2 separate regions of the Homo sapiens genome follow, and region 2 is linked to region 1. Evidence: read pairs that join two places in POLR2A ChIA-PET (ENCODE). Cell type or tissue: endothelial cell of umbilical vein. All regions are shown on one strand. Links, peaks and the distances in the headings refer to the core of each region. The heading gives the core; the rest is flanking DNA.

Region 1 (11,290 bases), core at 2,493-6,492:
GGAAGCTTCCATGTGGTGTTGAGCCTATAGGTGCACAGAAGTCAAAAATTGAGGCTTGGGAACCTCCACCTAGATTTCAGAGGATGTATGGAAGTGCCTGGATGTCCAGGCAGAAGTTGGTTGCTGGGGCAGGGCCCTCATAGAGAATCTCTGGAAGGGCAATTCAGAAGGGAGATGTGGGGTTGGAGCCCCCACACAGAATCCCCACTGGGGCACTGCCTAGTGGAGCTGTGAGAAAAGGGCCACCATGCTCCTGACTCCATAATGGTAGATCCACCAACAGCTTGTACTGTGTGTCTGGAAAAGCCATGGGCACTCAATGAGAGTCCACAAAGGAGCTGCCCAAGGCTATAGGAGTCCACCCCTTGCATCAGCATTCCCTCAATGTGAGACATGTGAGACATGGAGTTAAATGAGATTATTTTGGAGCTTTAAGATTTAATGACTGCCCTGTTGGCTTTCTGACTTGCATGAGGCCTATGGCCTCTTTGTTCTGGGCAACTTCTTCCATTTGGAATGGGAACATTTACTTCATGCCTGTACCTCCATTTTGTCTTGGATGTAACTAACTTGCTTTTGATTTTACTGGCTCATAGGTGGAACGGATTTGCCTTGTCTCAGATGAGACTTTGGACTTGGACTTTTGGGTTAATGCTGGAATGAGTTAAGACTGTGGGGGATTGTTGAGAAGGCATGATTGGTTTTGAAATGTGAATGGGGCATGAAATTTGGGAGGGGCCGGGGTGAAATGACATGGTTTGGCTTTGTGTCCCCATCCAAATCTCATCTCAAATTTTAATCCCTAGGTGTTGAGGAAGGGACCTGGTGGGAGGTGATTAGATCATGGGAGCAGTTTACCCCATGCTGTTCTCATGATAAGTGAGTGAGTTCTCATGAGATATGATGATTTCATAGTGGCAGTTTCTCCTGCTTTTCTGCCACTGTGGGAAGCTGTCCCTTGTTTCCCCTTCACCTTTTGCCATGATTATATTTTTTTATAGCAGTGTAAGAATGACCTAATACAAGACTTAATTCATCCCTTTGTTTCTTTTGTCTGATTCTTGCTTGCTTCTTATCTCTCCCATTTGAAGAGTTTAAATTTCTAGCTGATTTTATGTGGAAAACTTTATATCCTTTTGCTCTTTTATAGCCTAGACTCATTATTCTATGAAATACTTTATGATGGAAAGCAATGATAATTATGCATACATTCATAAGGAGGGTGACTACAGTTTTGTTGATGGATAATATTTACCTTATTACCATATCAGGATGGTGAACATTCTGTTCTTATTGTTACAGCAGCACATTAAATCATTGTTTTGAGATAATAGTGCAGATATTGTTTTGATTTTGATCTTGATCTCCACTAAATAGTGTATTAAATAGATTTCCCAAACCTAAATACTGATAACACTTTTTTATCCTGCTAAAAATCACATACTAGATTAGACATTCTTTTGATTTTGATCTTGATCTCCACCACATTGTGTATAGATTTCCCAAACCTAAATACCGATAACAGTTTTTTACCCTGCTACAGATCACATACTGATTGTAATGTGATTTCATACTAGTACTGAATATTCATACTAACAATATTTCTGGATTCATGAACCTTTAGCATTCTTTGAACTCTTATAGATTAGTGTATTTACTTGTATTTGCTAGTTTGTATGTAGCTCATTGTTGCAGTAATCCCCTTCAATCCTACTGGAAGAACCATCCCTTAGATGTCTGCACATGTATTATACCCTGCCTCCTATGTGAAGTCTTCATTTATAGAAAGAGAAAGTATATTTGGGTGATCTTGTCTTCTTTTGTCTCAATGCCTTCTTCTTTGATTGTTTTTGTCCTGGTACCTTCTATAGTTAGCTCTTAAATAATTATCAATAAATTTAATTGATCATTTCAAATTAATACATTTGAAATTTTTTTTCTTTAACACTTTTTGTATATGCATGCATCTGGCATGTTATAATCCTCAAATTCATCGTCTTTAAAATGATTAGTTTCAGCCAGCCTGAATGTGTAGTTTTTACTTGGACTGTAAAATGAATTTGAGAACCAATAAATCTGAACATTTAATTATTCCTTCAGTACAGCAATGTGATATATTAAAGATGTTCAGCTTTAGGAGCACATATTGACACTAAATGTGGACTTCAGAGACATTACTTTCTTTAATGCTGAAAATCATAATTAAGGGGTATATATGCACAGAAATCTTTGCACATTCACTATATCTCTGGAATATTCTAGGAAAGTAACATTTAGAGCTTATCACACTCTAATGGGCTTATCTAAAATTGAACTTAAGTGGCTACTAGAGGAAGTCAGATACTATGGGACTCTGTGCATACCTGTGGCTTGCTGTTCTTCGAACAGACATATTCCTAGGGTAGAAGCAGAGAGCCATTTAGTCCCATATGTGATGATCAGAACTTACCTCTTCCCATTTTCCTTATGTAAACATGTGGCTACTTCCCGAATTGAGATCATTTAGTCTAAAAAATGTGAACGTTGTTTAGTGCATTATTTGTGGAAAAAGAAAAAAATATATTCTCTTTGGGCTGTCTAAAAAAAAAAAATCCAGAAAACTCTGACACTTAGGGAAAAAAAGATCAGAACCAGAATGAGAAAGACCTTTTGTTATTGACTAGAGGTATTGTTTTCCTTCCTAAGTTTCATGGAACACACTGAAGAGTATTTGAAACTGCCTCATGTGGTTTGTCCCCTCCAGTCTGACATGGCACCATTCCATAATATAATAATGACCTGAGCAAGGCGATTATAAGCTGACCCATAAGGGACCAACGTAAGCTGATCTCTCTGCTCTGCAGATGACACAAATAGAAAGCTTTGAACAAGAGTAGAAAGACACACTGTCACTTGTCTTTTCCCCTGAAAAAGCCGGGCCACATTCTGCTCAGCCAACATGTTCCCAGAGGAATGTGATTTAACTTCCGCTTTTCACACAGTCAGAAGCAACACCATAGACCTGTAGGGAAGGTGATGGCCGCCTGGGAGGAATTTGGATAAGTATTTGTCACTCCAGTATTTTCATGTGACCTGACTCTCATTCTCAATTTAGTTACATCTTGACCTGAAAATGCAGCCACAATATGTCTCTCTTCATTTGGCATACCTTAATTCATAATGGGCATGCCTGTCCTTTCCCTTCTCCCACCCTATGCAGCCTCTTCCTGATTTCCCTTGCAATCTACTAATAGAGCCTTTCTTTAGATGTCTGTACATGTGTTTACACTCTGTTTCCCTCTGTAGGGACTTTACTCGCAGAAAGAGAAAATATATTTGAGTCCCTGAGATATATATACAAAGATATCTACCCCAAAGCAGCCTAGGCAGTTCTCCACTTCTTTGGCCAGATTGTCTGACTATTCACGTATCTGGCAGCTTCTATACGACCCCTCATATAGTAAAGGAATTAATATTCCCCACTTCCTCCTAGTTTGTCTCCCCTCCTCCCTCTATCAAACGACTGATTTTTATACATGAGATAATAGACAAGCCTTGGGTGACCTGTTTTTTTTTTTCTTCCCTCCCCCTCTTTTTCCCTTGCGGTAAAATAGTGCTGAAGAAAGAGGGCACTAGTGTACAGCCCAGATCGCATCCTTGCACCGTCTGGATTAGAGCTGAGGCGTCTGCAAGCCGAGCGTGGCCACGGTCCTCTGGCCCCGGGACCATAGCGCTGTCTACCCCGACTCAGGTACTCAGGTATGTCTCAAGTCCATGTCCTCCAAACAGACTCAGGTGAGCGGACACTTCCTCCGGTGAAACCCACCCACAACGGCAGACAAAGTCCCAGTCTATCAGATTTTCCTCCGGGTCCCAGGCGCATTCTCGCTTATGTATTTCTTTTCGTCCTGTATCCTCAGGAAGAGTCGGGACCAATGGGTGCCTGGGTTTTCTTTCTCCTTTTTCTGCCTCACCTCCTGTGCTCTCCTCGCCCGCTCCCATAGCCCCCTTTTCGTCGACTCTCACCTTGAGAAAAGGAGCAGGGGAGGAACGGGAGAGGGAGCCAACTTCAGCCCCGCAGGCGGCTGAGATTTGGCGCCTCTGTCCCCAAGCGGGTGGGTTTGGATATATACCTGCACAAGCGGTGCAAGGTGATGAGAATGAGGGCGGAGGGGCGGTGGGGACTCGAGTGGAAGGGAGTGTGTGTGTGTGTGTGTGTGTGTGTGTGTGTGTGTGTGTGTGTGTATGGGTAAAGAACTCAGAGGAGGGAGGTTGAAAGAGCAAAGCGGGTCAGGGAATTGCAACTCACTGGTCAAAGCGTCCCTTGCAGGCCCTGCCAGGGAATGTCTGGCTGGACCGAGCACTGTCCAGGGTCCTGAAGGCGGCAGGGCTCAGGCTGCCGCGGCGAGAGCAACCCGGAAGCTCCCCTCCGTTCCCTTTCTAGCAACTATGCAAACCCCAAAGCAAGCGCAGGACCCCCCCTAACCCGTCCACCCACCGCGGGAAACAAGTTACCTTATCTGCACCCCTTCTTCTTGAACATACACAGCAAGCCTGACTTCTTACGGGGGAAACATACCAAACTCCTCCATACGGAGACTTTACCAGGCGTTGCCTTAGTAACTAATGTGGATTTTCTTCAAGCTGGCAAATTTATATTTACAGCTGATTTTATGTCAGGGCTTCTTCAACCCCTCAAAATTAAAGTAAAAGGTGCATCCTTTGTTTACGTTTATTTTAAAGTCGCGCTTCCACCTTTACAATGAGTTTCCAAATTTTCTTCTGAAAAAAAGTTGATCTTTTCCAATCCGGAAAGTTCTCTTGGGTTGAAGGACCTAGCTCCTCCCCTCCTCTCTGCTCACCTTCCCCACCGCCCTCCAAGTTAGAAAGCATGATAGGTTTTAGGGGACCAGGAAACGACTTAAGGTTGGAGGAGCGGGCGAGTTGGCGGGGCTCTGCGCCGCCTGGACCCGTGAGGACAGAGGGGGCAGGACACCCCGCCTTCCTCAGTGACCACAGCTGCGCTCCAAGCTGTTCCTGCAGCCGATATCAGGATGTGCCGAAATGAAACGGACAAGGCAACTGTTAACATTATAGACCCCAGAGTTTTAACACAGGTCCTCTGATGACAAGGTTGTGATTTTTCTCTGTCTTTTGTCAGCAGCATCTAGCTCACCGCTGCCAACACGACTTCCACTGTACTCTTGATCAATTTACCTTGATGCACTACCGGTGAAGAACGGGGACTCGAATTCCCTTACAAACGCCTCCAGCTTGTAGAGGCGGTCGTGGAGGACCCAGAGGAGGAGACGAAGGGGAAGGAGGCGGTGGTGGAGGAGGCAAAGGCCTTGGACGACCATTGTTGGCGAGGGGCACCACTCCGGGAGAGGCGGCGCTGGGCGTCTTGGGGGTGCGCGCCGGGAGCCTGCAGCGGGACCAGCGTGGGAACGCGGCTGGCAGGCTGTGGACCTCGTCCTCACCACCATGGTCGGGCTCCTTTTGTTTTTTTTCCCAGCGATCTTTTTGGAGGTGTCCCTTCTCCCCAGAAGCCCCGGCAGGAAAGTGTTGCTGGCAGGAGCGTCGTCTCAGCGCTCGGTGGCCAGAATGGACGGAGATGTCATCATTGGAGCCCTCTTCTCAGTCCATCACCAGCCTCCGGCCGAGAAAGTGCCCGAGAGGAAGTGTGGGGAGATCAGGGAGCAGTATGGCATCCAGAGGGTGGAGGCCATGTTCCACACGTTGGATAAGATCAACGCGGACCCGGTCCTCCTGCCCAACATCACCCTGGGCAGTGAGATCCGGGACTCCTGCTGGCACTCTTCCGTGGCTCTGGAACAGAGCATTGAGTTCATTAGGGACTCTCTGATTTCCATTCGAGATGAGAAGGATGGGATCAACCGGTGTCTGCCTGACGGCCAGTCCCTCCCCCCAGGCAGGACTAAGAAGCCCATTGCGGGAGTGATCGGTCCCGGCTCCAGCTCTGTAGCCATTCAAGTGCAGAACCTGCTCCAGCTCTTCGACATCCCCCAGATCGCTTATTCAGCCACAAGCATCGACCTGAGTGACAAAACTTTGTACAAATACTTCCTGAGGGTTGTCCCTTCTGACACTTTGCAGGCAAGGGCCATGCTTGACATAGTCAAACGTTACAATTGGACCTATGTCTCTGCAGTCCACACGGAAGGTAGGCATTATATTTGGGAAAGAAGGGTACTGAGAAAGTCAGGGCAATGCATGATGTGCTCCTGGGATCATAGTATTGTTCCTGTTTATTTCTAGCACTGTGGGGAACGGAGTTTACCCTTCTCAGTACTGCCCACCCAGGCATTGCCTTTTATCCTCATTTCCTTACAATTATAGTGTAGGAAAATTGTACCCCATAGAATATCTGAGGATAATAGGAGCTGAAAGGGTATCAAACTTTCCATGCAAAGTGTCCAGCAGTAGATTTGACTTGAATACTTGTTTGCCCTCATATTTTGAGTTTGCGTTTGGAAGGCTTATTTGTCCAAGGTGTTATATTGCCCTTCAGTGACTGGCTATGACTTTCCAGGTGTAATGAGTTAATTCAGTGTGAGTGATTGGCAAAAAGAAGTTACTATTCCACAAATAGGACTTCAAAGCTTTATCTTTCTTTAACAGTTGAAGATTTTCTTTGTCCTCTTGTACCCCTTCTTACATATCCAAAACTTTCCTGTGAATGTAGGATTAATGCAGTCATCTCCCTCAGTATATCAGAAACTTATATTTTTACTTCTGGAGTACCTTAGTTACAAAGAAAAAGTAAGTAATTTAAATAATGTATTTTCTTCTTACTTTATAGGCTAAAATCATCCAGATTCCCTCACTCCCCCAAGAATTATCTTGTTTTATGAGAAATAACACTGGTGACCACTTGGATTTGAGTTTTGGTTTCTAGTCTTTTTTCTTCTAACACAATGAACTTACATATTAGAATTAAAGTTAGATCAGTTATAAAATACTAATGAATGGATAGCAGATATTAGGTTTATAATGTCTTTCTAAAATGCAATAGATTAACCTAAGGTTAAAAGCTTTGATTTTTCCAGAGACTTATGGATGTGAATTTTCAAAAATTTTTTATATAAAGATTTTCTAGACTCTCTTCACCTTAGGTTATATACATTTTTTAATAAAAGGGGATTTCTGAGCTCAGCTACTCTTAAGTCCCCCAGTAGGTTTATGAAAAAGCTGAAGCCCTGGTTATAAATTAACATCTAGGACAATTCACATGTATAAGCTGGCAGAAGAAGACAATCTTGCTGGTATTTCTGTATTCATATTTCTTCAACTCAAATGACTTTCAAGAAGCCATAGGCATGGCTCCATGTTTTTTTAATATTTCCATAATATTCAGTTACTGGCGTGAGGTCTGATTATAGAAATTGACAGCATCCATAGTGAAGTGATTATATGGTTATCATTATTGAAAACATATACTTTATAAAGGGAACAGAATTTTCAGAACAAACATAAATGATATAGGATTACACATTATAATTTCAGATTTTGCTTTTGGAAAAAACTATCTGCTGTGATATTATAACTTTATAATAACTGACTTATGCTTCTGAAGCTTGATTTTTAATCATGAACTGCGTATCTCTTTTTGAACAAAAATTCATTACTTTTTTAAGACTCAAAGTATTAATTCCTTATATTTTAATATTTAACTTTACTACATGTTAATGTTTAGCATAGTTTCTTTAGTGCTTGCTTAAATGAAACATCCTGAAAGAGCAAGTTAAAATGTGTTAAATATCATCATTGGATAGATCCAAAGATGATGGCAAAGAGAATGGCAAAATCTAGATTGAATGTGATTTATTTAAATATTTAATAATATTTCCCCCATTGAGCTAGATAATTGATTATTAATATTGGAAGTATAAATTCTTTCTTCAGGAAGAAGTAATGCTTCATTATTTTTAAACAGTGGTTTTATTTTCCATATTTCATTATAAGATTGTTTTATTTGGTGAGAGGTGGCTAATAGTGGGTTGCTTTCTGAGGAGTAGAATTATGTTTTTGGAAAATGAATTGAACATGTTTTCACTAATTTTGCTGCGAAAGGACTAATATTATAATTTTGCCCATGTGTTAGTTTGGATTACTATGTTTCCTTTCTGCCTTCTGATTGGTGTTGTATGGCAAAGACAATGTCTCCGTACTATTATAGTAATTGATTCCAGACTACATTGTGTTCACAGAACAGCATCATAGAAATATGTGGGGTTTATTTTATTACCAAGCAGTTACACCATTCACCTTGCCATTCATATATAATACCTTGTTTCTTCTCAAAGGGAATTAGTTACTTCTCTTATTAAACGTAACATCTGTAAAAACTAAATTGCATTTCTTTCCTTCTATCTGGAAAGGAATTTTGTGTAAGGTCCCACTGAAGATTCATTTTTCCTGAGGTTTTGCCCTCCTGCTTTTCAGGGCCCCATAGTGTACTGGCCTACAGGCACTTCCTTGGATCATTTAGTAATTTTACTGCTTTCAGACTGATGGGGTCGCTTATTGGTGACAGTTCCCTGTCAAATAGCAGAGAAGACCACATATCAGGGTTGTCTCTGTCGTCTGAGCACTATTCAGCAAGGAAGCCAGTTTGTCTGGATATTGGCAACTTAGGGCTTAGAAATTCTGGGGCCTCTCGTGACCTTCATCTCTCCTTTCCAAATCAGCCATTCCCTAGTCAATTCATTATCATCGTTTCTTGTATTAGAAGTTAACCAAGAATAGTTAATACCAAAAGCACTAAGTGACTGGACTAGTGTACCTTCATTTCTGTAGTTAATTGTGAGATTATCTTGAAATCATATTGTTTTTGAATGGTACAGTTGTTTTTATATTACTTTTTTTTATATTGAAGCTAAACTTGCAGATATTTTCTGTTTTGTTTTGTGTTTTAACCAGTTACAATTTAGTTTTTATATTCTCTTACATTCTTTTCAATCTTATATCATATTATTTGTACCACACTTGATACATGACAATTATCAATTTACATAAAATGAAAGAAAATCAGTACACATAAAGTTACCTGCAATGCAATAGACTCTCCAGAAATTGTTCATGATTAGCTCTGGAGGCAAATGTTAAGATGAGCCTGTCAAGGGGGAGGCAGGATATTGGAGTAATGGAGCCTTATCCACAAATAAAGTTTGAATGCACTTTGGAGCAAGCTGCCTACCTGGAATGTGAGTCTTTAAATATGCTAAGTATATAGTAGAGAAATAGCCTACCACTGATAAGAATATCTCAGCCAAGGACACTATATTTTGTTCTTCTGATAAAATACAGATTCCCCGTCAAAAAAACAAATTTATTATTTCAAATGATTTTTGAAAACAGTACTTAAAAATAACTGTAGTTAATAAAATTCAAAGCATTGAACAAGTCCAATAAAAATGTTCTTTGAGTATGTAGCTACAAGAATTTTTTTTGAGTGGATAAATTTTCATTCATTACTTTTATGTATTTATTTATTTATCTTAAGCCTTTCTTCTAGTATTTTGTCTCAGTTACTTAGATAAGTATTGATATAATAATGAATTTAGTGATGCTGCTTCCCTTATTAAAATATCCACTTTAAGGTAAACTTTTCTTTCCAGTTAGATTTTGATCTTGGTGTGACATTTTTTTGACATTTGCTTACATTTTATATAAAATTGGCCTTTTTGAGCTTCTTTCCAAAATCTGATTTTTTCCTTTTTAAGTACTTTTTTATTTGATATAAAACAATTAAAAAGTCTAATGACATCAGAAAAAAGTCCTCCTAAGTCATAAATACATACTTTGATTAATGCAATTACCTGTAATAATTTTATATCTACTAAATATCATATTTCCTATCTATGTACCAGTAACTTTCTATATATCTTTCTTGTCTTGATTGCAACCTACTTCAAAGGAAATTATCTTAATACATTGCTCATTTTATCATATAGTAAGAAATAGGAGTGTTTTGAAAGGTTATTCAGGCCAACTAATAAAAGATGCTTAGAACATCACATTACGTGCTTGCCCACGCTCAAAGCTTTCTAATTGTGATTAGGGTTTCTAATTAGAGTAGGAGTATATCGGAGTTAAATTGAGAGCAGAATTTCACCTGACTTTTAGTCAGTTCTTCTATGTAATGACCTAAAACAGATTTCTTGAAGTTTCCACCAATCCTTCATTGAAGACTAGGAGTCATCCAAAACATTCAAGCTTCTTTTCCATGTGACATTTATCATCAATGAATAATCTCTCTTTTGTAGTGTAGCTCTCCAGTTCCTTCACTCATGCATTTCATTTTTTACTTCCCTTACCATCATAGCTGACTAGAGTAGATCTTACATCAATTAACATCCCAAGGTCTTTTCAGAAGTGCTGCTATTAATCCATATCTCCTTCCTTTTATGCTTGAACAGTTATTAATTTTGTTACTGTTACCATTAGATTCAAGAGGAGGACTTGAATTTTTTCCCTTTAAATGTAAAATTATTAGCTTCAATCTGCCTTTCTAACATCAGTAAGTTCTGGGATTTTGATTGTTTAATTTATCTTAGTATTCCAGCTTTGTGTCTCCAGGATTTAACCATATACGTTAAAACCTGAATAAGATAAGGGTCGAAAGTAAAGTCTCAAACCCTTTCACGAGCAAACTACCTGGCTAATTCTGGTGTTCACTCAGCCTATTATGAATTTCTTCTATACAGTGCTTTTCCTCCTCTTACTATACTACCTTGCAAATGTATAAATGGCTATATGTAGTTTAAATGAAAAGTCATCACAACAGATGACTTTAAGTAAAGATTTACTGCATAAAAACTTTAAATAACAATTTTGAAGACTTAATTTCGGTTACTAAGTAGTTTTTACTTTAAGGGGAGTGCAGTTTAAATACATGTAAAGTAAGTAAAAGCAATCACAGTATAGACATTTATAAACATGAGTTTATTCAATTGTAGGGAACTGAAAGAATGTATTAGTGGTGCAATTATCTAGAGAAAACCTGGAGAAAAGGGAATTTTGGTTAGAGTTTTGTTTGGAAACATAGCATTTGTAAAAGAGACAGTATTGAAAGTACTGTAATGGTGTGAAAAAAACAGATTTGCTTATCTGGAGGAAAGAGTCTGGGGTAAGAACTAATAATAAAAACAGAAGTAAGTCCTAATATTCTGTGATTACATCAGTCTTTATAGACATGAAGGACAAGTAATGGAGAATCTTGAAGCATGTGACAAAGAGTTTTGGTTTCAAGAAAGATACATCCAAGCACAGTTAGACATGTGAACTT
Region 2 (11,290 bases), core at 4,092-8,091, 130 kb before region 1:
GGCCTTCCAGGATGTGACCAAGCATTTGAATTTTATCGTGGTTATAATGGGAAGCCCTTGGTGGGTTTGTATGCATGATTTGATGTATACCTGACTGTACTTTAGAAATCCCTTTGGCAACCGTGTGGAGGATGTACTTCTTGCTCAGCAAGAAGAGCACCAGAGAAGCCAGTTAAGAAGTCCTGTAGTCATCTGGGTAAGTAAGGGTGGATGCACTATGGTTGTGTCAGTGGAGATAGCAGTCAAGTAGATTTGGAATATCTTTTGGAGGTAGAGCTGACAAAACTTAAAAGATGACTGGCATGTGAGATGTGAAAAGAAAAATATAGAAGAGTCCGAGATTTCTGATCTGGGCAGGAACAGATGACAGTGCCACATTATAAGATGGGGAAAGCTCAGGGTGGGAGTGAGAGTGCAGAAGCAACACAGTTTTGTTTTGTCCATGTGAAACCTATCAGATACCTATTAGACAGGTATCCAAGGTGAGTCCAGAGATATGTGTGCAGAGCTAGAACTGGATATATGCACCTGGGACAGGAGCTATATGGGCATGTCTGGGCTGGGGGATATACACCTGAGAGTCATCAACCTGTAAAAGCTACCTAAAGCCCTAAGACTGGAAAAATTCATCGAAGGGGTGTAGACAAAGAACCCTCAGACCACTGGCAAGAAGTAGGTCACTAGAAATGTTATAAGTCTCACTTCAGTGATATGGTGGGGAGAAAATCAACCAGACAGGTTGACAGAGAATGGGGGATAAAAAAGTAGAGATGGAGGTAGGATGTATCAGAGTGTTTTTTTCTTTCTAAAGATGGATAATATTAAGACATATTTATGGGGTAATATATGACAGGTTGAGTATCCCTAACCAAAAACCCAAAATCCAAAACTTTTTGAGTGCCAACGTGACAAGTGGAGGATTCAACACCTGACTTCACGTGATGAGTCACAGTCAAAACACATTAAAAACGTTGTTTTGTGCACAAAATTATTTAAAATATTATATAAAATCACCTTCAGGCTATGAGTAGAATTTGTATATGAAACATAAATAAATTTCATGTTTAGACTGGGGTTTCATTCCTAAGATATCTCACTATGTATATGCAAATATTCTAAAATCTGAAAAAATCCTACAGGCAAAACACTTGAAGCATTTCAGTTAAGGGATGCTCAACCTGTACAAGGGAAATGTACACCTGTCCTTGAAAAATGAGAAAGAATGGAGTCCAGGACAAATGAATGGATGGCTTTTGAAAGAAAAGGGACACTTCTGCTGTAATAAAAGGGAAGGCATATGAGGTACTTTCCTGCTTATTACTGGATGACATATCCATGCTTCTGCCTACTACCAACCCCTTCCTCCACTTCAGTGTTTGATCCCATATCCTCTTGCCTACTCAAGGACATTGTCAAGCATTCTCCCTGTTCTCCTTCACTAGTTTTTGTTGTCTCTAATGAATCATTTTCTTACTAATTCTCCCATTTGAAAGGAAAACAAAAACCTCTCTTGATCTCATTCTCTTCCTTTTCTCTGCAGCAAAACTCCTCAAAATACTGGCCTTACCAGCCACACAGAAGCAGCAGTGCACTGTGGTTAAAGCTTGTACTGTGAAGGCAGAATGGCTGTGCCTGAAATCTGCCACTGCTTCTACTAGCTGCCTGACTATGGGCAAGTTACCTAACCTCTCTTTGTTATACAAATATTTGTTAAATAAGAAATACACAAAATCCCATTTTCTCCAAAACTAAAGTCAGGCTGTCACCTCTACCACTTAACCTGGTTTTGATCTCCATGTTGCTAAATCTAATGATCAATTCTCAATCCTTATCTTCCTTGACATTTTTCATAGCACTTGAAACAGGTGACCATAACCTCTTCTTTGAGGTACATTTTTCACTTGGTTCCTAGGACACTCCTGTCTTCTGGTTTTCTTCCTAACTCACTGTTTGATCTTTATTTGTTACCTTTGCTGCTTCCTTCTCCTCTCCTAGAACAGCTGAACTTTGGTGCCCTGGAGTTCAGTCCATGGTCCTCTATCTAAACTCTGTCTCTATCTAAACTCACTCCTAGGTAATCTCATTCAGTCTCGTGACTTAATGGACTTGTACATCTAGTTACAGAATAGAAATCTCCATTTGGATGTCTGTTCTTCCCTTACCAAATCTGCTCTACCCTGTAGACTTCTCCAGCTCAGTTGAAGGTTACTTCATCCTTCTAGTTGTCCAAGCCAAAACCCATGGTGTTATCCTTGACCCTCTCATACCCCATGTCTAGTCTGTCCAAAAGTACTATCAGTTCTATCTTCAAAATATATCCAGAACCTGACCACTCCTCATCATGTGCACTGCTACTGCCATGGTCAGGTCACCTTCAGCTCTCACCAGGATGACTGCAATAGCCTCCAAGACTCTCCCTGCTTCTACTCTTCCTTGCTCCCCTTCACTCCCACCCTATCACAGCACTCAGAATGATTCTTTTAAAACTTAAGTGAGATATGCCAAGCCTCTGTTCAAAGCCTTCCAATGGCTCCCGATTTCACACAGGGCAAAAGCACCATCCTCACAGTGGCTTCCTGGGCCCAATGTAATCCCTCTCCCCACTGAGCCCATTCACTTCAACTCCTGCTTCTCTCCCTTTTAGCAACTGTAGCTCCTTGCTATTCTTCTAACATACCACACTCCTGATTTAGGGCCTTTGCACCGAAAGCACTGTTTACTTGAACATTCTTTCACAAGATAGCTGCATGACTAACTTTCCCATTTTCCCATTTCTTTCAAGTCCTTGCTCAGACTTTCTCAATAAGGCCTTGCATGCCTTCCTGCCCAAACATTGCACTTTTACTTCCTCACCCTGCTCTACTTTTCCAGCTCCTAACATAGTCCAGATTGTACTTAGTTTATTGTTTACCACCTTTCTGTCTACCAACCCCATTACAGCTAGAATCGCACTCCATGAGGACATCTCATGTTCCTAAAACAGTGCCTGGCACACAGAAGATACTCAATAAAAATCTACCAAAAAGTATGTGAGTACTGATGCAGGCAGACTGTTCAAGTTGATGATGGAAAGATGAGGTACTTCTAATCTGATTGTATATGTTTCCCCTGTATGAGGCAAGATCGCCATGGGGAGGAAGAAGACACACTTAAGACAGACTCCTCAGAAAGTAGAAAAAAACATATTGACTTGCGAGGCATAGTAAGATTGTTGGGTAATGCTGAATGGCCTTTTGGACTCGTGGTTTTAAATATGAGACTAGTCCAGCCTATGCTTTAAAAGAACATTGGTAGGACAAAAAATCAATATTTAAAAACACAGAAGAAAACCAACAAAAAACAAGTAAGACATGACTGCATTTTAAATGCCACTTGGTGGTATGTTAGAACAAGCCCGCATTTATTACAGTTACTTTGCCCTATTTGTTAAGAGGTTTAATAAACATGTCTCTTTCCTGTTTTCAAGTAAGCCCTTTATTTTCTCTCCCCGCTACTTCTTACGGGGCAGTCTACATTTCTGAGTATGACACAGAAGACTTCATCTCCTGCCGATGATCTCTTTCTCATACTTTATACTGCAACAATTCCAAACTCCTTACAGTCCCTAGAAATGTCATGTCATTTCCCACCATTGTATTTTTGCATATATAACTCTCTTTGGCTGTGTGAATACCCTTTTCCAGCCAACTTTGAAATAATTATTCCTTCAAGACTTAACACCATAAAGTCTTTCCTGACTCTGTAGGGCCCGAGTGATCATTATCTTCTTTTGTTAACACAGTCCTTTTATTATTATACTTTTGCACATTCTACCCCAACACTTTAAGTCATGCTTCCTGTACTACACAGTGACCTCCTTGGGGAAATAAATTATGTATCATTCAATTTGAATCTTCAGTATTTAGAATAATGCCTGACATACAGTAGGTGCTCAATAAATACTGATTTAGTAAGTGCTTATTATGGATGTGTTTTTTTTTCCTTTTTTAAACATCAAAGACTTCTAACATCCAGAAGGTAATACATTTAGCAGGCCTTATCAAAGATAACTGTCTATTCTGATATATGAATAAAGGTAATACATGCCATATAATAATATTCATTATTAGGTTTGCTTTGGGCCTTAAACTGAATCTAATGATCTCTTGGAGCTGACCTAGGGGGTGTCTTTTCCTAATGTTAAGAATTTTAAAAGGAGCCATTTATTTTCAGTCATGTACAAGGTATGTCTTCTTTTAAACACGGGACTACTTTAGACAATCAAAACTCCATTCTCCTCAAAGGCATGATGGATGCCTTCAACTTTGTAGCTGTCTTAAGTATTTCTAACAAGCTTTTTTTTGGATAAAGTGATAAGGTTTTTGTGGGAGGGAAGAAAAAAATTGGGACAATTTGGGGGTTTGCTTCTTGGAGAGAAGGGAGGGTTGGAAATCTCATGCCTTTCAATTAAATAATTAAAAAGTTATAAATAAATAAGTTATAAAATAAATAATTAAAAAATGTAGTATCTAAGGAAGTAATTAAAAACAAGTACGCTATGATGAACATAAATGAAGAGTTTAAATACTGATTTGGTTTCTCAGAAAACTGAAGCAAATGTGACTGATTCTAATTTTAGTCCTTACTTTGTCTGTCCAATTCGGTGCACCCTCCCTATGGCCTGAAGCTCATGGGCAGGGTTCAATATGGGCTCCACCAAGAGAACATGAGTTGCTTCAATGATAGTTAATCCATTAGAACCTGTGTGCAGGGGCAGCAGCAAAATATTGATTTGGGGATCACGTTTAAATGCTGAAAGGTTCTCCTAAAAAAGAAAGGTACATTTTAATTTTAGCTCGATCAGTTAAAATAAGAGCAGTATGTAATAGCTCACTTTAAAGATGTCTAATGCTATCTATTACTATTGTGAAAGGTAACAGCTAAGAAACTTAAATGCAAAATTACCAACTTTAGAAAATGTAAACTTGTCGCTTGATTTTAATTATGAAGAAAAGTATCATATAAGCTCTCTTGTTCTTCGTAATATCTAGAGGAATCACAAGACAGATGCATGTAATGCATGCAAATTAAACTACATGAGGTTAGAGGAAAAAGAGAAAAAGAATGTGCTAGAGTGAATGTGAGATAAGAGACATGAATCTGCTAAATTTTCATTTGGTCTCTGTGTGTGCCTGAGGTCATACGCCTGTCACTGTGCTGAGCATGATGTAAGGATAACTGTGACCACATGCAGTTCTGCCTGACAGTGACTTTAGAAACTAATCCTTGGGGTGTGAGGCCCCTGTCCATTCAAAAGGTATATCATAGGCAATCTTTTCCTGTACTAAAAAAAAAAAAGAACCTCAAGTTGGGAGATCTTTAAAAAACCAATGGTCTTGTTATATACTGAAAATACCTGCAGTCTCTGCTTTTAAATGTTCACTTTATAATTAATCAAGAACTCAGACCCTGTTTATGTGGCTTATATGGCATGAGACAATAAATGTAAGTAAGCTAGTTAACAGCAGTTTAAATTTGCAACTGTATCCACTACAAAAACCGGAGTAAAATCTTAACATACCTGAAATGTCTTAACACGACTGATTTGTGCAAATTCCATGTTGTTGTCAGTAAGAGCTTTTGAAATAATATCTAATACATCTTGCCACTAGAACACATAAAACAATAAGAAAACCAATATTTACACGTAGCCTTTATCTAAGGGTATCTGAAAAGGAAATAAATCAAAATGACTTTTATACTGGAGTTAAGAAAATAAAACCAAAACCAAAACCCTCAAATGTAGTACCATCCATATTATTTAGCTCTATCTGAAATAGTAATTTTGTTTGTTTTTTTTTTTTTGCATCAAATGCTGGTTTTGAAAATGTAATTAAGATAAACAAACAGTAGAAAATACATAATGGAGTGCATACTGGAATATAGTTACTTAGTTTTCGAAAATGAAAACTAAGGGTTTTACTCAACACTTTATAAAGTAGATTGTCTTTTTCAACCCAAATTTTTGTGAAATGAGACTTTCAAAGTCAGAAATTCCAATTTTAAAAATATTAAACTAAGAAAATCCTTAAATGAAACTAATAAAAAGTCATGAAATATAGCTATACAAATTGCCTTGTGAAACATCATCACATTTCTCTAAAAATAATTCTATCTTCTCTAAAAATAATTCTATCTTATGGATTTGGGAAAAAAAATCTAAGAGTAAACATCAAAAATTAGTTCTCAGCTGTAAACTGATTAGAGAGGGAAAATCAGTTCGAATTAATATTGAGGATGAAAATGTTGATTATACCGTTGAGAAAACGAGTGCTTTGGCCCCTGGATCTCTAAGCTGTATTTTCATCAGAGTTCTGACCACAGCTTCCACTTTTGTAGAATGGCTGCCCTTTGAACACACACACAAAATACACATTACTACTAAAAAATCTAGTTAAGAACAGAATAGAAAAGCAATACAAAGTACTTTTTATTATCAAAACTATAAATGCATCAAAACAAATTATCAGGTGCATATGTGTTTACTCTTTTTCATTTTGTGTTTGCTGGAAATTTTCTTTAGCCTCGAAATGTAGAAGTCATTAAATTTACACCCAGACATTTGAATGTAAAAGCATGCCAGAAAGTCATTAAGTGCTATGACCCTGAACATAGGATCTTTTAGTTAAGTAGTCAGGTTTTATAGTTACAAAATTTTGTTACATTAGATTAGCAGAAATGATATTTTAAAACACTCTTCATTTATTCTCCCTTTCTTCAGATATTATGTCATTAGAAATGTTAAGAATACAATGAATCAAAACTCCCAATGTAAGCAAACAGTGAAGGATCCAACCAATGGAGAATGTTTTCTTGCAAGGGTATTACCAAAAACAATGACAGAGGTACAAATGATGCTCACTTAGAATGAGGCAGATTCATACAAAGCTAGACACTTAAAACTGTGTGTTTTTTTTTTTTTGCATCTTCCATAACCATTTCTATCAGATGAGGATGAAAGTGAAAAAATGATTTTTAAAATGGAGAAATAAGAAAATGAGGAAAATAGTGCAAGTATTTCTGTAGCCCTCAATGAGAAAGTTTTCCTTCTGGAGTGCTCTTGGAGATGGTATGACAGAGAAATTAAGGTTATGGGATTTTGAATGAGACAAATTTAAGTTCAACTCATAGTTCTACAACTCACTAGTTATAGTTTCTAATCCTGTGTTTCCTCATCTATCCAATAGGGCTGAATGATAATTATATCTCTTTCCAAAGGTGGCTGTGATGATTGAATGAGAAAATGTATACGAAGCATTTAGCCTAACATCTGGTAAGGAGTAAACACTCAAGAACTTATTATCTTTCTGAGATATTAAATATGAGCACTATAATGACCTAGATTATACCACAAGGGGGAGCAGATTTAACCAAAAAGAAGGAAAAATATTTCCACAGCAGCATAAACCCTCTCCCTCAATCCTCTCAACACACTTTTACATGAAGAAACATTCAAAGGTAAAAATATAAACAAAACAAGAAAGAAAGCTGTACTAATTTTAAGCCAGCAAGATAGAATAATGGAAAAAGTTTTAAAATCCTCATGCTAAAATCATGATTCTACACTTATTTTCTCTGGGTATGTAGACTTTCAAGTGTACTTGCAAGATTAGAAATGTACTACAAAGAACCTATTTCAGTCTAATAATTATCTCAAACAAGAGCGAAGAGAAAATAGGAAATTAGTGTAAAGGTGATCATTTCAGAATTTAGACAAAAACATCCATGTTCCTTGCAAGGTCTTACTTTTAAAACTATTTCAAGTGAAATACCAGGAAAACTATGAATCCTTCCACTGATTAATACGTTTCTTACTAAAAGTTCAAAAAAAATGTAGAATAAATTTTTTATAATCAACATTTCTAGTACCGTAGTGCTAACTCTACGTAGGAAAAGAACAGAGCATTTGCTTTTATCAAAGACTGGCCAGTTCAGTGGTAGTGCTCAATGATCCCTTCCAACCACTACAGTTCTGAACCATTTTGTCCCAATCTAGTTACTTCCTACTTTCCTAGCAGAATATGTTAGGATACAAAACAAGTCCGAAATCAAGACTGAAATTACATCAAGTATCTTCTCTGACAATGGAATGAAACTAGAAACCCATAATAGGAGGAATTTTGGAATTAACAAAAATATAGAAATTAAATAACATGCTCTTGAACATTCATTGGGTCAATGAAGCAATTAAAAGGAAAAATTAAAAATATCTTGAGACAAATGAAAATGGAAATACAACATAACAAAAGGTATGGGAATTCAGCAAAAGCAGTTCTAATAATGAAGCTTATAGAAATAAACAACTACATAAAAAAAGAGAAATGTTCTAAATAAACAACTAATGTTGCACCACAAGGAACTGGAAAAAGAAGAGCAAAGTAAGCCGAAAGTCAGCAGAAGGAAAGATATAATAAAAATCAGAGCAGAAATAAATAAAATAGAGATCAGAAAAAAAATTACAGAAAAGACTAATGAAATTCTTAGTTGGTTATTTGAAAACATAAACACAATGGACAACCCTTTAGGTAGACTAAGAAAAAATAAGAGTAAAATTTAAAAAATTATAAATGAAAGTAGAGACATTAAAACTGATACCACAGAAATACAGAGAATCATGAGACTTATGAACAACTATACGCCAAGAAATCAGAAAATCTAGAAGAAATGGATAAATTCCCAGAAACATACAATCTACCAAGACTGAATCACAAAGAAACAGAAAATCTGAAAAGACCAGTATGTAGTAACAAGATTGAGTCAGTAATAAAAAGTCTCCCCTCAAAGAAAAGCATAGGAACTAGTGGTTTCACTGGTAAAGTTAAACAATCATTTAAAGAAGAACTAATACCAATCTTTCTTGAACTTTTATAAAAAACTGAAGAGAAAATATTCTTAATTCATTTTACAAGACCAGAAGTACTCTGATATCAAAATCAGACAAGAACACTATAAGAAAACAATTACAGGCCAGTGTCTCTGATGAAAACATGCAAAAATCCTCAACAAAATACTAGGAAGCCAAATTCCACAACACATTAAAAGGGATCACTCACCATGATCAACAGGGATTTACCTCTGGCATGCAAGGATGGTTTAACGTATGCAAACCAATAAATGTGATACACCACAGAATAAAGGAAAAAAATGATCATCTCAATATATGCAGAAAAAATATCTGATAAAATTCAACATACTTCAATAAACTCTCAACAACTTAGGTATAGAAGGAATGTACCTCAACACAGTAAAGGCCATAAATGACAAGCCTACCAGATAGCATCATATTCAATGGTGAAAAGCTCAAAGCTTTTCCTTTAAGATCAGCAAAACACAAATGCCCACTCTTGCCACTGTTATTCAACATAGTATTGGAAGTCTTAGCTAGAGCAATTAGGCAAGAAAAAGAAATAAAAGGCATTCAAATTGCAAAGGAGGAAGTTAAACTGTTTGCAGATGACATGATCTTATATATACAAAATCCTAAAGATTCCACCAAAAATCTGTTAAAAGCAATGAATTTAGTGAAGTTTCAGGATACAATAGAAACACAAAAATCAGTAGCATTTCTATACCTAACAATCAATTATCCAAAAAGGACGTCAAGAAAAAATATTTTATAATGTCATAAAAAAATGCTTAGGAGTAAATTTAATCAAGGTGAGAGACCTGTACACTGAAAACTATGAAACATTAATAAAAAAATTAAAGAGAACACAAATGGAAAGACATATGTTCATGAACTGAACTAATATTGTTACATAAATATTATATAACATAATCTATAGACTCAATGCAATCCCTATTAAAATTCTGATGACATTTTTCACAGAAATAGTGCTATGATTTGAGTTTGTCCTCAGCAATACTCATGCTGAAATTTGATACCCAGCGTGGAGGTTTTGGGAAGTGGGGCCTAGTGGCAGGTGTTCTGAGTCATGGGGGTGGATCCTTTATGAATGACTTGGTGCCATTCTCTTGGTAGTGAGTAAATTCTCTCTTGTGCAAGATGAATTGGCTCCTATGAGGGCAGGCTGTTATAAGTTTCCTCCTCCTTTTTGTTGCTCTCTCTTTGTACCTGTCTGCTACCCCTATGACCTCCGCCATGTTATCATGCAACAAGGAAGCCCTCACCAGAAGGGCCATCTCCTTGAACTTCCCTGCCTACAGAAAAAGGAGTTAAATAATCCTCTTTTTTCTTTTTGAGACAGGGTCTTGTGCTGTCGCCCTAGTTGGAGTGCAGTGGTGTAATTACAGCTCACTGCAACCCTGAACTCCTGGGCGCAAGTGATCCTCCCACCTCAGTCTCCCGAGTAGCTGGGACTACAGGTGTGCACCACCACACCTGGCTACTTTTAAATTTTTTTTGGTAAAGACAGAGTCTTATTATGTTGCCCAGGCTGGTCTTGAACTCCTGGCCTCGAGTGATCCTCCTGCCTTGGCCTCCCAAGGCACTGAGATTATAGGCATGAGTCACTGCATCTGGCCGTAACTCCTTTTATTTATAAATTACCCAGCCTCAAATATTCTGTTACGGCAACATAAAACAGACAAAGAAAAATAGGAAAAACAATTCTAAAACTCATATGGAACCACAAAAGACCTTGGATAACCAAAGCAATCTTGAGCAAAAAGCTAGAGATACCACACTCCCTGATTCTAAAACACATTTTAAAACTACAGTAATAAAAATAGTACGCTACTGAAATAAAAACAGACATACAGACCAATGGAACAGGAGAGAGCCCAGAAATAAACCCACACATACACAGTCAACCAATCTTTAACAAAGATAAGAAGATCACACAATGGGGAAAAAACAGTCTCTTCAATAAACTGTGCTGAAAAAACTAGTTATCCACATGCAAAAGAATAAAACTGGACCCTTATCTCACCGCATATACAAAAATCATCTCAAAATGGATTAAAGACTTAAATATAAGACCCAAAACTACAAACTACTTGACAATGATCTTGGTAAAGACTTTTTGGATATGACCCAAAAAACTCAGGCAAGAAAAGCAAAAAGATAAATAGGATCGCATTAAAGTTAACAAGCTTCTGCACAGCAAAGGAAATAATCAACAAAGACAATCTACAGCAAAGGAGAAAATATCTGCAAACCACACATGTGATAAGGAGTTATTATCCAAAATATACCAGAAACTCAAACAACTCAACAGCAAGAAAACAACCTGAGTAAAAAATGGGCAAAGGACCTGAAAAGATATTACTCAAAAGAAGACATACAAAT

Evidence for each region. ChIA-PET counts read pairs that join two places held together with the same protein. Peaks named below come from ENCODE experiments on the same cell type or tissue, not always from the same donor. Only the 100,000 strongest peaks of a DNase experiment are listed, where the experiment ranks them.
Region 2: POLR2A ChIA-PET joins it to region 1 with 5 read pairs; 2 of 35 experiments call an interaction of 5 or more read pairs at or near these places.

Annotation. Positions count from the first base shown.
Region 1 is chr6:146,024,055-146,035,344 of GRCh38, forward strand. It overlaps GRM1 (glutamate metabotropic receptor 1), which reads left to right and starts at 5,008. Exons shown (of 8, transcript NM_001278064.2): 1 at 5,008-6,163. The coding sequence starts at 5,464. RefSeq lists enhancers at 4,826-5,326, 5,327-5,827. In endothelial cell of umbilical vein, for the core only: no CTCF peak of the experiment used is centred there; a DNase peak (open chromatin) is centred at 4,347; H3K27me3 peaks cover 1,764 bases.
Region 2 is chr6:145,888,590-145,899,879 of GRCh38, forward strand. SHPRH (SNF2 histone linker PHD RING helicase) reads right to left here. Exons shown (of 30, transcript NM_001042683.3): 26 at 6,296-6,388; 27 at 5,561-5,647; 28 at 4,626-4,804. Among named protein-coding and RNA genes, the nearest start is that of SHPRH, 70 kb to the right of the region's middle. In endothelial cell of umbilical vein, for the core only: a CTCF peak has its summit at 7,387 (motif pointing right); no DNase peak of the experiment used is centred there; H3K27ac peaks cover 175 bases.